Linked DNA regions of Mus musculus: region 1 is linked to region 2. Evidence: chromatin loops called from intact Hi-C (ENCODE). Cell type or tissue: heart. All regions are shown on one strand. Links, peaks and the distances in the headings refer to the core of each region. The heading gives the core; the rest is flanking DNA.

Region 1 (5,380 bases), core at 233-5,232, 52 kb after region 2:
GTAGTCAACTGTAGTCCATTGTAGCCCAGGAAGCAGAGGCCTAGTACAGAGAGCGGAGCACAGCAGCTGGGAAGAGGTGAGGCAGAGGCCACTGGTCCCTACTGCGGCTTTTGTTGTAACCCACAATGTCGCTCACCATCCTGACTTTAACTGTGTCAACCCTTTAGCTTTGCTATAAATAATGACACAGTCACAAATTTTTGAAAAGGGCATTTTTTAAGTTATTTAAAAATAACCCAGTCTGAAACAATCTGACAGGAAAAATGCTTGAATGGTGATTCTACTCTTGCTGGTATGGGTTTTGTTTGTTTGCTGGGGCTTTTGAGACAAAGTTGCACTAGGTAGCTCAGAGTGATCTTCCTGCCTCAGCCTTCTGACTACTGAAGTTACAGGCAGGAGCCTCTACACCCAGTTGAATTATGGTATGTCTCTAACAATACACATTCTACAAATTTCTACCAAAAATCATGACTTGGAAAATAAAGTGATAAGAGAAAAAGTTCTCCAATATGGTATTAAATAAAAACCAGTAGCTATGAGCTGGAGACGGCTCAGTGGATACAGCCCATGGCTGCTAACCCTAAAGAGCTGAGTTCAAAGTCGCCTTGGGAAAGGAGGGAATTGTAAGCTGTTCACTGACCTCCACGTGCGAACTGTGGCAGGACTGCACACAGTAAAATAAATGTAAAAGGTTTCAATAGGGACACAAGGTAAATATAGCTATTTGTATTTTACATATTTACATATATTTTATGTGATGTCACATCACATATGTAATACATATGATGTAAATACTTACATATTACATTTATTATATATCATGCTCACATAAAAAATTATACACTCTATCTTATATATTGCTAGGGGATTTATATACTCATAAAATTGAGAATAAGTAAACTGGAAAAAGAAGCTGACAGGGACTTGAATCTCATACCCCTTCTTACACTTCCTTTGCATTTTACTTTCTTATGTCTTATGTCTTAACTTTTCAAAAGGACAAAAGCAAAAACAGTTTCTTAATTATAAGACCACAGGACAATATACAAGACCATCCTTTGATAGTAGGAAAAGCCTTTAATACATTGTCTTAACAACAACAGCAGCAGCAGCAGCAACAACCCCATCACTCTGGACCCCATTTCTGGTAAAGACTTCTTTCCCTATCGTGAATAGAATAACAAAGAAAACGGACAATGATAGTAAAAGCACAGCACAGAAAGGCATGCTGGGCTCACCTCGTGCATCCTGCACTTGTAGGTCCTAACAGGACACTTGGGTTGTTGAAGTACAGTTTTATACAGCGAATGAGAGAGAGAGAGAGAGAGAGAGAGAGAGAGAGAGAGAGAGAGAGGAGGGCCTTCAGACAACTATAACACAATGAGATAAAATGAAACAGACAAAGATTGGCAAATCCATGTAAGGACCTGGAAGCCATGTTAATTCCATCATTGTGTATGGTGGTGAGGATTTCCAACATTCACCAGACCAAGCCACAGATTAAGTAATTGAATTTTCAAGTGACCCCCCCCCCCACCTCAAAGAAAGAAAGAAATAGCCATTTTAACCTCAGAAGAATGTTCAATTGAGAAGTAAAGATCAAAGCATGCAGCCAATGGAGACTGCTCCTGTCCAAAGAATTAGGACTGAAGAGCACATTGCAGGTTTGTGAGTTCTAATCCTGCAGGCAGAACTGGGCTGATTCACCCATTCTTTGATGGGATTCCTAGAAGTATCGGGCTTCCTGATTGAGAGAAAGACTCTGGCATGTTCCCATAGGCAGACTCACTCCCAGCAGAGACAAGAAAGGGGAAGAAGCTAGAAACACACAATGAACGTACGGGTTGAATGTGGAACTTCCGTAAAACATACACCCAGAATCTGGGAATGTGACCTTGTTTGGTCAAAGGACTTTCACAGACACAATTAAGTTATGCATTGTGAGATGAGGTCATCCTGACTTAGCTTGGGCCCTAAGTCAAATGGCAAGTGTTCTTAAAGATAAGGGAAGAAGACAGACATGAGAAAACTGTCCAGAGAGGAAGAGGGCAGGACATGTCCACAAGCCAAGGAACACAAGGGATTTGGGGTAGCCACCCAAAACAAGGAGAGGAGTCTGTGACAATTTGCCTCTTTAGTCTTCCAAAGGAACCAACCTTGCCCACATCTTACCTTCAGACTTCAATAGTCCCCGGAACTGCAGAAGAGCCTATGTCCTTTGTTTTAAGCCACCTGCATTGTTTGTGGGAGGTATTCTTTACAGCTGTGATAAGACACAAGGAGACTCAGCTTCTTCTAAGCTCAGTGGTCTCTGCTTGGGAGAGAAGAGAAAGAGGCACAATTACTGCCATCATGATGATGAAAAGATTATCAGAGAAGTTATGCTATGCCCTAAAAACATGGAAGAAGTTGTTAACTCTTTTTGTTTTTGTTTTTGTTTTTGTTTTTGTTTTTGTTTTTGTTTTTGTTTTGTTTTGTTTTGTTTTGTTTGAGACAGGGTTTCTCTGTGTAGCCTTGGCTGTCCTTGAACTCACTATGTAGACCAGGCTAGCCTCAACACCACACCCAGCTAGTTGTTAATTCTTCTTTGAGAGCTTGCTGTATTGCCTAGAGTGGTTTCATAAAGAACGCGATATTGACTATGTACACGAAGGGAATTCTAAGCCAAGGGGAATGTTCTGCGGTGGGGGTGGGGCTCCAAACCCACATACTTTCTCCTTTTTTCTTATCCAACTTCTGTCCATTCCACAGACATTTTGTTCTGTTCAGGGATGATGTGATTTACAACCAAGTTTTCTTTCTCATTTCTTGCCATCTCTGAGAACAAAAATATGGGAACACTGTTTAGTTAAAAATGTTACATATAAGCCAGGAGTGGTGGCGCACACCTTTAATCCCAGCACTTGGGAGGCAGAGGCAGGCAAATTTCTGAGTTCAAGGCCAGCCTGGTCTACAGAGTGAGTTCCAGGACAGCCAAGGCTACACAGAGAAACCCTGTATCAAAAAAAATGTTACATATAATATTTATTAAGTTATGAGTGTATTAGAGTCAATAGGATATAGAAAAATTTACATATGACTTCCTACCTAAGGATAGCAAAGGTGATGGATCATAGTTTAGGTCTTTTGGTGGCTGGATCATCATTCCTGCTGAAGGGCAAGGCAGTTTGATTTTTAATAATTTATTTATTTTTATCTTATGTGTCTTGGTGTTTTGCCTGCATGCATGTCTGTGGGAGGGTGTCAGATCCTCAGGAGCAGGAGTTACTGGGCAGTTGTGAGCTGTCACATGGGTGCTGGGAATTGAACCCAGGTCCTCTGGAAGAGCAGCCAGTGCTCTTAACTGCTGAGCCATCTTCCGAGCTCTAGCCCCAGCCCTGGTGGTTGGCTTTTAAATTATTATTAGTCACCATATTTTGTTTCCCTATTTGTCAGTCAGAGGACACTTGGCTTGCTCCTGCCTTCAGAGGTTGGTGAGCAGCACTGCTCAGAATACTGCGTAGACACACCTATCCAGATGTCTGCTTCTAGGGTTTTGTTTTGTTTTGTTTTTTGTTTTTTGATTTTGTTTTGTCTTGTTTGTTTTTGAGCATATGTTTGAGTGGAATTTTCCAGTGCATATGGTAATTCTGTTTAGTTTGGTGGCACTTTCACAGTGCCTGCATTGCTCACTATCCTACAGGCAGCATTTCAAAACATTTATCGCAAGATGGGGTTGACATTTGCCTAACATGATTAATTATATACACTAACACCTCTACCACAGCCGCATAGCCCAAACAGAGCAAAATGTTGCCTCCTCCAGAGCCTGTGAAATAAATGTCTACTTTTATTACCAATATGTGAACACTGTCCAACTACACACTCTGTTGATTTTTCTCTAAAAGCATTATGGGATTGTTTTTAAAAGTCTGATGGAGGGTATTTAAGACATTATAGGCAACATGATTGACAACCCCACCCACACTCACACTCATACTAATAAGCAAATCCTGTCCAATCATCAGGAGCAATGCAAATTTCCCAGAGAGCCAGAGTGTGGAACTCACTACCCACAACCTTCCATTTCACAGCAGAAAGAGGAAGGCTTTTGAAATGTAAGCAGTTCACAAAGAGCAAAAACCGGAAAACAGATACTTCAATTGTAACAATAATGCAACTGGTAAAACAGATACTTGTAACAGAACAGTGCAACTTTCCAACTGGCCCGCAGGCAAACTTCTTCACTTTGCCTTAAAAAAAAAATCCCTGTGTGTTGAAGTTGGGTCTTTCACCTTTACAAACCAGCTCTGGGAGTTAGAACTGCATAGCTTCCAGTTGCTTTTACATTGTGTTGCACAATTGAGCAGTGTATGTACAAAAACTGTGAGACTCAGCCCACAGTGCTTTCTCACATTTAAAGAATTGTGTTTCCTATTACATAGCTCAAGTAGCAAACACAGGGAGTCAAAATAGAATTCTATGGACTTTTTTTTTTTAAAGGTTTATTATCTGGGCTAGGGACATGGCTCAGAGGTCAAGAACATTGGCTCCTCTTCCATAGGACCAGGGCTCAATTTCCAGTACGCATATGGTTGCTCACAACTATCTATAACTCCAGTTCCAGGGAATCTGACATCCTCACACAGACATACACGTAGGCAAAACAATAAATCAGTAAATAAATCATTAAAAAAAATTTAAGTTTATAATTAGTGTTGAGGGACTCACGGTGCACATGTGGAAGCCGGAAGACAACTTTGTGGGGTTGGTTCTCCCCTCTGTCTTGACTTGGGTCCCCAGGCTTTGTTCAGAAACTGTTTATTGTAACTTGACAAACTTGTATGCACATCGCCTCCTGCCAAAAGTGCTTTCCATCTATCATTTTTGCTGTTGTGGTTGTTGTTTTTACAGAAAACATTGCAAACTATTGTCTTAATTGGGTTTTACTGCTGTGAGCAGACACCATGACCAAGACAAGTCTTATAAAGGACATTTTTTTTTAATTAGGTATTTTCCTCGTTTACATTTTCAATGCTATCCCAAAAGTCCGCCATACCCACCCCCCCCAACCCCCTACCCACCCACTCCCCCTTTTTGGCCCTGGGGTTCCCCTGTACTGGGGCATATAAAGTTTGCAAGTCCAATGGGCCTCTCTTTGCAGTGATGGCCGACTAGGCCATCTTTTGATACATATGCAGTTAGAGACAAAGGACAACATTTAATTGGGGCTGGCTTACAGGTTCAGAGGTTCAGTCCATTGTCATCAACTCGGGAACATAGCTGCATCCAGGCAGACCTGGTACAGGAGGAGCTGAGAGCTCTATATCTTTTTCTGAAGGCTGCTAGCAGAAGACTGGCTTCCAGGCAGCTAGGATGAGGGTCTTAAAGCCCACACCCA
Region 2 (5,380 bases), core at 305-5,304:
TCTCTTGCTAAGATCAAGGCTTGAGGTGTCAAAAGCTCTAGCACTGTGGCTCCCTCCGACAGCTTGTAGCTCTGTGGACCACCTCTGCTTTCATGCAAATGTAACCCGGCCTCATTAGGAAGTATTAGTTCCCGTTTCAGCCTCAAGCATCAAAGCCATTTGTCATAATTGCTATAATTAGACCAGGCTGAAACACACCAATCGAACAGGCTGTTGCTTCGTGGGTGTGGTTGCAAGGGTATCCACGACCTGAAATTCCCACTGTGAGGTACTTTCCTCGAGTTAAGGTGTTGTTTTTCTTTAAATATATGAATATATATGAACATATGTCAGAAAGCATCTCATTCCACTGCTCATTTGCTGGCTCCTCTTGATGTATTTTAATTACTGGAGAAAGAAAGATATTTGAAGCTTCTGTGTCCAAGTCAGGTATGGCTAACTATGGTAGCTGATGGTAAGTTGATTCCTGGGATGCATTTGGTAGAAGAAGAGAACTAACTCCCACAAATTGTCCTTTGCCAAATCCAGGTTCCATATCTTCATTCAAGGCCTTGGCTATCTGCTGATTCCCTCCGCAGCCCTTCTTCCTATCATGGGTGTATGTTCTCTGAGATTATATACTGGATTCATTCTTCAAAACTATCAACTCTCCAGTTCCTTTACAAGTCTATAGAAGTCCCATTTCTTCCCCCTCTGCCCATCTTTTACTATTTTTCTAATCATCCAATAAGGAAAGATGGATTCACCCAGTGGTTCTCAATGGGATGATACCCATCTATGGACATACAACAACATCTAGAAACAAAAGACTGGTATTTTAACACACACACAAATACACACATTTGTCACTTATAAATTTATATTTAACTAACATAAAATATTTAACTTCTATTGCTCAATTTATAAACCATGGAAGGTGATTGCTAAAGGTCTAGTTAGGGAACACATGGTGGCAGGGGAGCACACAGAAGCCTGGGGCACAATGAGGCAGCTAAGAGAGAGACTGTATCTAGAGAAAAGCAGGGCTGAGTTAGATCTCTCTTGCACTGAGGAAGCCTTTCCTTTAGAGCTGCAACACTTGCCTCGGGGAAACCTTTTGTCTCAGACCTATATAACTCGGACAGTGACTTGAATCTGATCAAAGTTATATCAGAGCTCCTTCCAAGACACACATGAGACTGGGTGACATCAGAATCCCACTCCCAAACAACCCACTCTGTCAGCCCAACAGGAGATGTGCCATTGGGTGGGCTGTGCTAGATACCATGTAATTGTTAAGCCCTGGCTGTCATTGTTTGCAGAGACATATTTGACTTGAACACAGGGATCCTAAGTCCTAGACTGACTCCTAAAGCATGACACAAAGAGGCATCGTTCAAAAGGTTCAAAAGAGCAACCAGTTAAAAGGTTGGCAATTCACCAAGCTGCCAACAAGGGAGCCTGCATGGGACAGACCTGGGCCCTCTGCAAGTATGTTGTATTGTGTAACTTGGTCTTTTTTTGGGACTCCTAACAATGGGAACAGAAGCTGTCTCTGACTATGTTGCCTGCCTTTGGCACCCTTTCCTCCTATTGGGTTGCCTCTTCTAGACTTAATAGGAGAGGAGGTTCCTAGTCTTACTGCGACTTGATGTGCCATGGCTGGTTGATATCCATGGGAGACCTGCCCTTTTCTGAAGAGAAAGGGAGGGGGATGGAGTGGGGAGGAAGGGAAGAGGGCAGGGAGAGAGGGATGGGAGGAGAGTAGGGAAGGAAGTTGCAGTTGGGATGAAACAAACATACATACATACATACATACATACATACACACATAGTGTCAATTCCAGCTGAAAATGAGAATTAAGAAGTTTTTAAAGCAAGGGATAACTATTAGAATGGCAGATTTAAGTTGAACCATCATAATTTTATCTAATATAAGTAGATTAAAATGAAAGACAGGTGTGGTTTGGACAACTTGATAGAACTCACCTACACTGTTGACAAGTTAACATTTGAAGTCTAAAGATGCCAACATTTCATAACTGAGGCAGAAGAGTACACACCAGTGTTAGTTTAAAAAAAAAAGCTACTTCAATGTCAAAGTAACTTCAAAGAAAAGAATATTGCTAGAGACAGAACAACAACAAGCAAACAAATTTCACTGTGGTGGAAGAGTCCATTCACCAAACAGACCTGACATCCTAAACAGATGTATCTCATCACAGAGGTTCAAAATATGAGGCAGGGGCTGGAGGAACAAAACAGAATAATTGATAGTTTTAAGAGTTTTAAGTGCTTCTTAGTCAGTAATGTCTAACCAGTAGACAGTAGTTGGAAAGGCTAGGGAGGGTTTGATGGTGTCATTGACCAATTCCTCATAATTGTTCTATGTGAAATCAAACTCCTTACAGAAGTCATGTAGGAGTCCAGGGCGCCAGAGAATGGGTGGAGGAAGATCTAGCCAGTGATGGCTGATGAGAGAAATCCTTGGCTAGAGGTACTGGTGACCAAATGATCAACAGTGAGTTGTGTGAAGTAATTCGCTTACATTCCAGTGTGTAGTGTAAGCCCTTCTCTTGAGGTACTTATCATTAATTTTCTGGCAGCCTTTACCCTTCCACTGCCCCCAAGACCCCCTGAGGCTGGGCTCATACTCAGGGTTCCTGCCTGGCCAGCTGTGGTGGTGAACTGCTCACACCGGAAGTGGGAGTGCCTGTCTGAAGTCTGAGAGGGCAAGGAAGCCTGGTCCCAAGAGGGGTTCGCTTAGAATGAGAATGGACATTGTTCTCAGATCTCAGAGGGAGCAGTTCCCACAAGGCAAAGCCCTAGCTTCCCCTGCTTCTTACAGAGATACACCTTGACAGGTAAAGTCAAAGTTTACAACTTCTACTGGGTAAATATTTGGGGTTAGTTTCCTTAGCAGGAGAATAAGCCTCCAAGGGACTCCCAAGAGGATGATTGGGACTCTTGGATGATTGAAGCTTTTCAGGCCAGAGCAGAGGTGAATCACTAGACCCAACATCAAACATCAAACTGACAACATCAAACAATTAAATGATGCCAGGGTTGGGGGGTAGGGGGTGTAGCAGGATTCACTGCTGGAGGAGACAGTCACGGACCAGTCTTTGAAAGGGTTGGCCATCAAGTTATTTACTGTTTGATGCCTATTGGAACTACCTGCCCTTCCAATCCTCTGTAAAGCCTAGATGGTTCTTGTCACCCAAAGAAGACTATGGGACGCTGAGCCCCACTCCAAGGCTGCCTCAGGGGCGTACAGGACTCACACAGCTTACTAGGACCCACCTTTCTGTAGAAGACTCACTTCTGTTTATCAATCACTAACTCAATCCTAAGAGTAAGTAAATAAATAGATCTTCAAAGTCTTTCACTTTGGGGAACTTGTGGCAGACAAATGAGAAAGAATGGCCGAGGGAGAGACAGTCACTGAAGCACTGGCAGGAGCCAGACCACTGGTCTCTTCTCAGTTGCTAGAGTACTTTGCCTTGGGTTGCCACACATGGCTGTGGTAGTGTGGGGTAGGGGACTTAAATCAAGGAAAGCTGGCTTTTTTCCTTACAGTTCTGAAGGTTCCAAGTCCAAGATGAAGGAATCAGCAGACCTGGTTTTCTGTCCTCAGCTTGCAGGGGCCATCCTCTCCCCATGTCCCCCTCTGCTTGCAGGTGGCAGCCTCTCTTTCCCATAAGGTCCTTCTCTGTGAGTGTCTGCATCCAAACTTTCTTCCGAGCACAGCAGTCAAACGGAATTAGGGCCATCTCAGTGACCTCATCTTAACTCACTGACCTCTATGAAGACTCTGCCTGTAATCTCAGGCAGGGACACTAGGGCAGAAAGGTCCCCTGCACATGAAGCTGAGGCTCTATCGGACCACAGTGCTCTCCATGCAGAGTGGCTTTTGCCTGCTGAAGTTCCTGGAATAACAGTTTTATTTGGTAGGTCATGACCCTGCATCTGTTTCTCCTTCCCTGACTCCTTTCCAAAAATTTCCACTCATATAACCTCCTTTTTTTTTCTTTCAAGAAACAATAAAAACATATCCTTCTAAGTTTCCTGCAACTACACAGCACCATCTTTCCAGAAATTGGTTTTCTGAGAAATGTATGCCTCTAACCCATGCCACAGCCTGTCTTGATATTACTTCATTTAACCCTCTAGAAAAGACCAAGATGCAGACCATGGTGTGGCATATCTTTAATTCCAGCACTCAGGAAGAAAGACCTGGTAGAGATCTCTGAGTTTGAGGCCACCCTGGTCCATGGAGCAAGCTACAAGACAGCCAGTGCTACTCAGAGAAACACTGTCTTTAAAAAAAAAGTAGGTAGGAAGGAAGGAAAGAAGGAAGGAAGGGAGGGAGGGAGGGAGGGAGGGAGGGAGGGAGGGAGGGAGGGAGGGAGGGAGGGAAAGAAGGAGGGAGGAACAAAGGAAGGAAGGAAGGGAGGGAAAGACCAAGACATCTGGAACCTACCATCTTGTCAGTTGAGTGCCTCTTTCATATATTTCTCAAGACACTTTAATTTGTTGTGACCCTCTGCCAGCATCTGCCCCACCCTTAACCCAGCCCATTGAGTAACACTTGGGGAATGCATCTGAGAATGTTCTGGAAGGGTTATCACACACAGCTGTGCATTGCCACGTTCCAGCTCATCTTGCCTAAGGAAGGGTGAAGATGAACCATCGACTCACAAGGCCGAGGAGGGCAGTTCCTGGAGGGACAAAGCTTGATCATGGAAGTGGTGCTTGGTTTATGTTTGCAGTCATTTGGATTCTGCAGAACCAGATAAGAGCCAGATGTGATGCTGTACATCTGTAGCCTCCCAGAGCTGGGAGAGCAGAGATGGGAGGACCCCAAGGACTCACTGGCCAGCTAATCTAGCTAAAATAGTAAGCTTCAAGACCATTGGCAGAAACTAAGGCAACTGAGGAAGAAATTCTGTTGTCAGCCTCTAGTTTCCACTTAACATCCAAACACACATACACACACACACCCCAACATCAGAACACATATACAATGTGGGTGATAGTTTACTAATTTTATAGATGAAGAATCTCAAAGTATGAAATAACTAGGCTGTAAACACAGGGGTGGAGCCAGTATTTGGACATGAATTTGTCTACAATGAGCTTTGTTCTTGCTGTTCACACTCTCTCCCCTCCCCCATCACACTATCAAGTGTTAGCCTTTTTTTCCCTACACAGAGCACCTGTCATCCCACACTGAATTCTACTCATGACTTCTGTGTTCTCACCAACCCATTTACAGGATACAGCTATGCACCAGTGGGTGGTCCAGAGTTTAGGGAAATAAATCTCTTTGAATGAGAAATTTTTTAATAGTAAAATTACAACAGTTTAAAGCTTTCATATACAGTCCAGTTGCTCTTCT

Evidence for each region. A loop is a pair of places that touch in the nucleus more often than their neighbours do. Peaks named below come from ENCODE experiments on the same cell type or tissue, not always from the same donor. Only the 100,000 strongest peaks of a DNase experiment are listed, where the experiment ranks them.
Region 1: a loop joins it to region 2, with 1.8 times the contacts of the local background. A loop is called at or near these places in 1 of 42 quality-filtered maps.

Annotation. Positions count from the first base shown.
Region 1 is chr5:64,714,902-64,720,281 of GRCm38, forward strand. LOC105244755 (a long non-coding RNA gene) reads right to left here. Exons shown (of 4, transcript XR_868443.3): 2 at 2,173-2,314. Among named protein-coding and RNA genes, the nearest start is that of Gm26761, 18 kb to the left of the region's middle. In heart, for the core only: no CTCF peak of the experiment used is centred there; no DNase peak of the experiment used is centred there.
Region 2 is chr5:64,662,566-64,667,945 of GRCm38, forward strand. No RefSeq gene overlaps it. Among named protein-coding and RNA genes, the nearest start is that of Gm26761, 34 kb to the right of the region's middle. In heart, for the core only: a CTCF peak has its summit at 3,814; DNase peaks (open chromatin) are centred at 2,696, 3,826 and 4,686.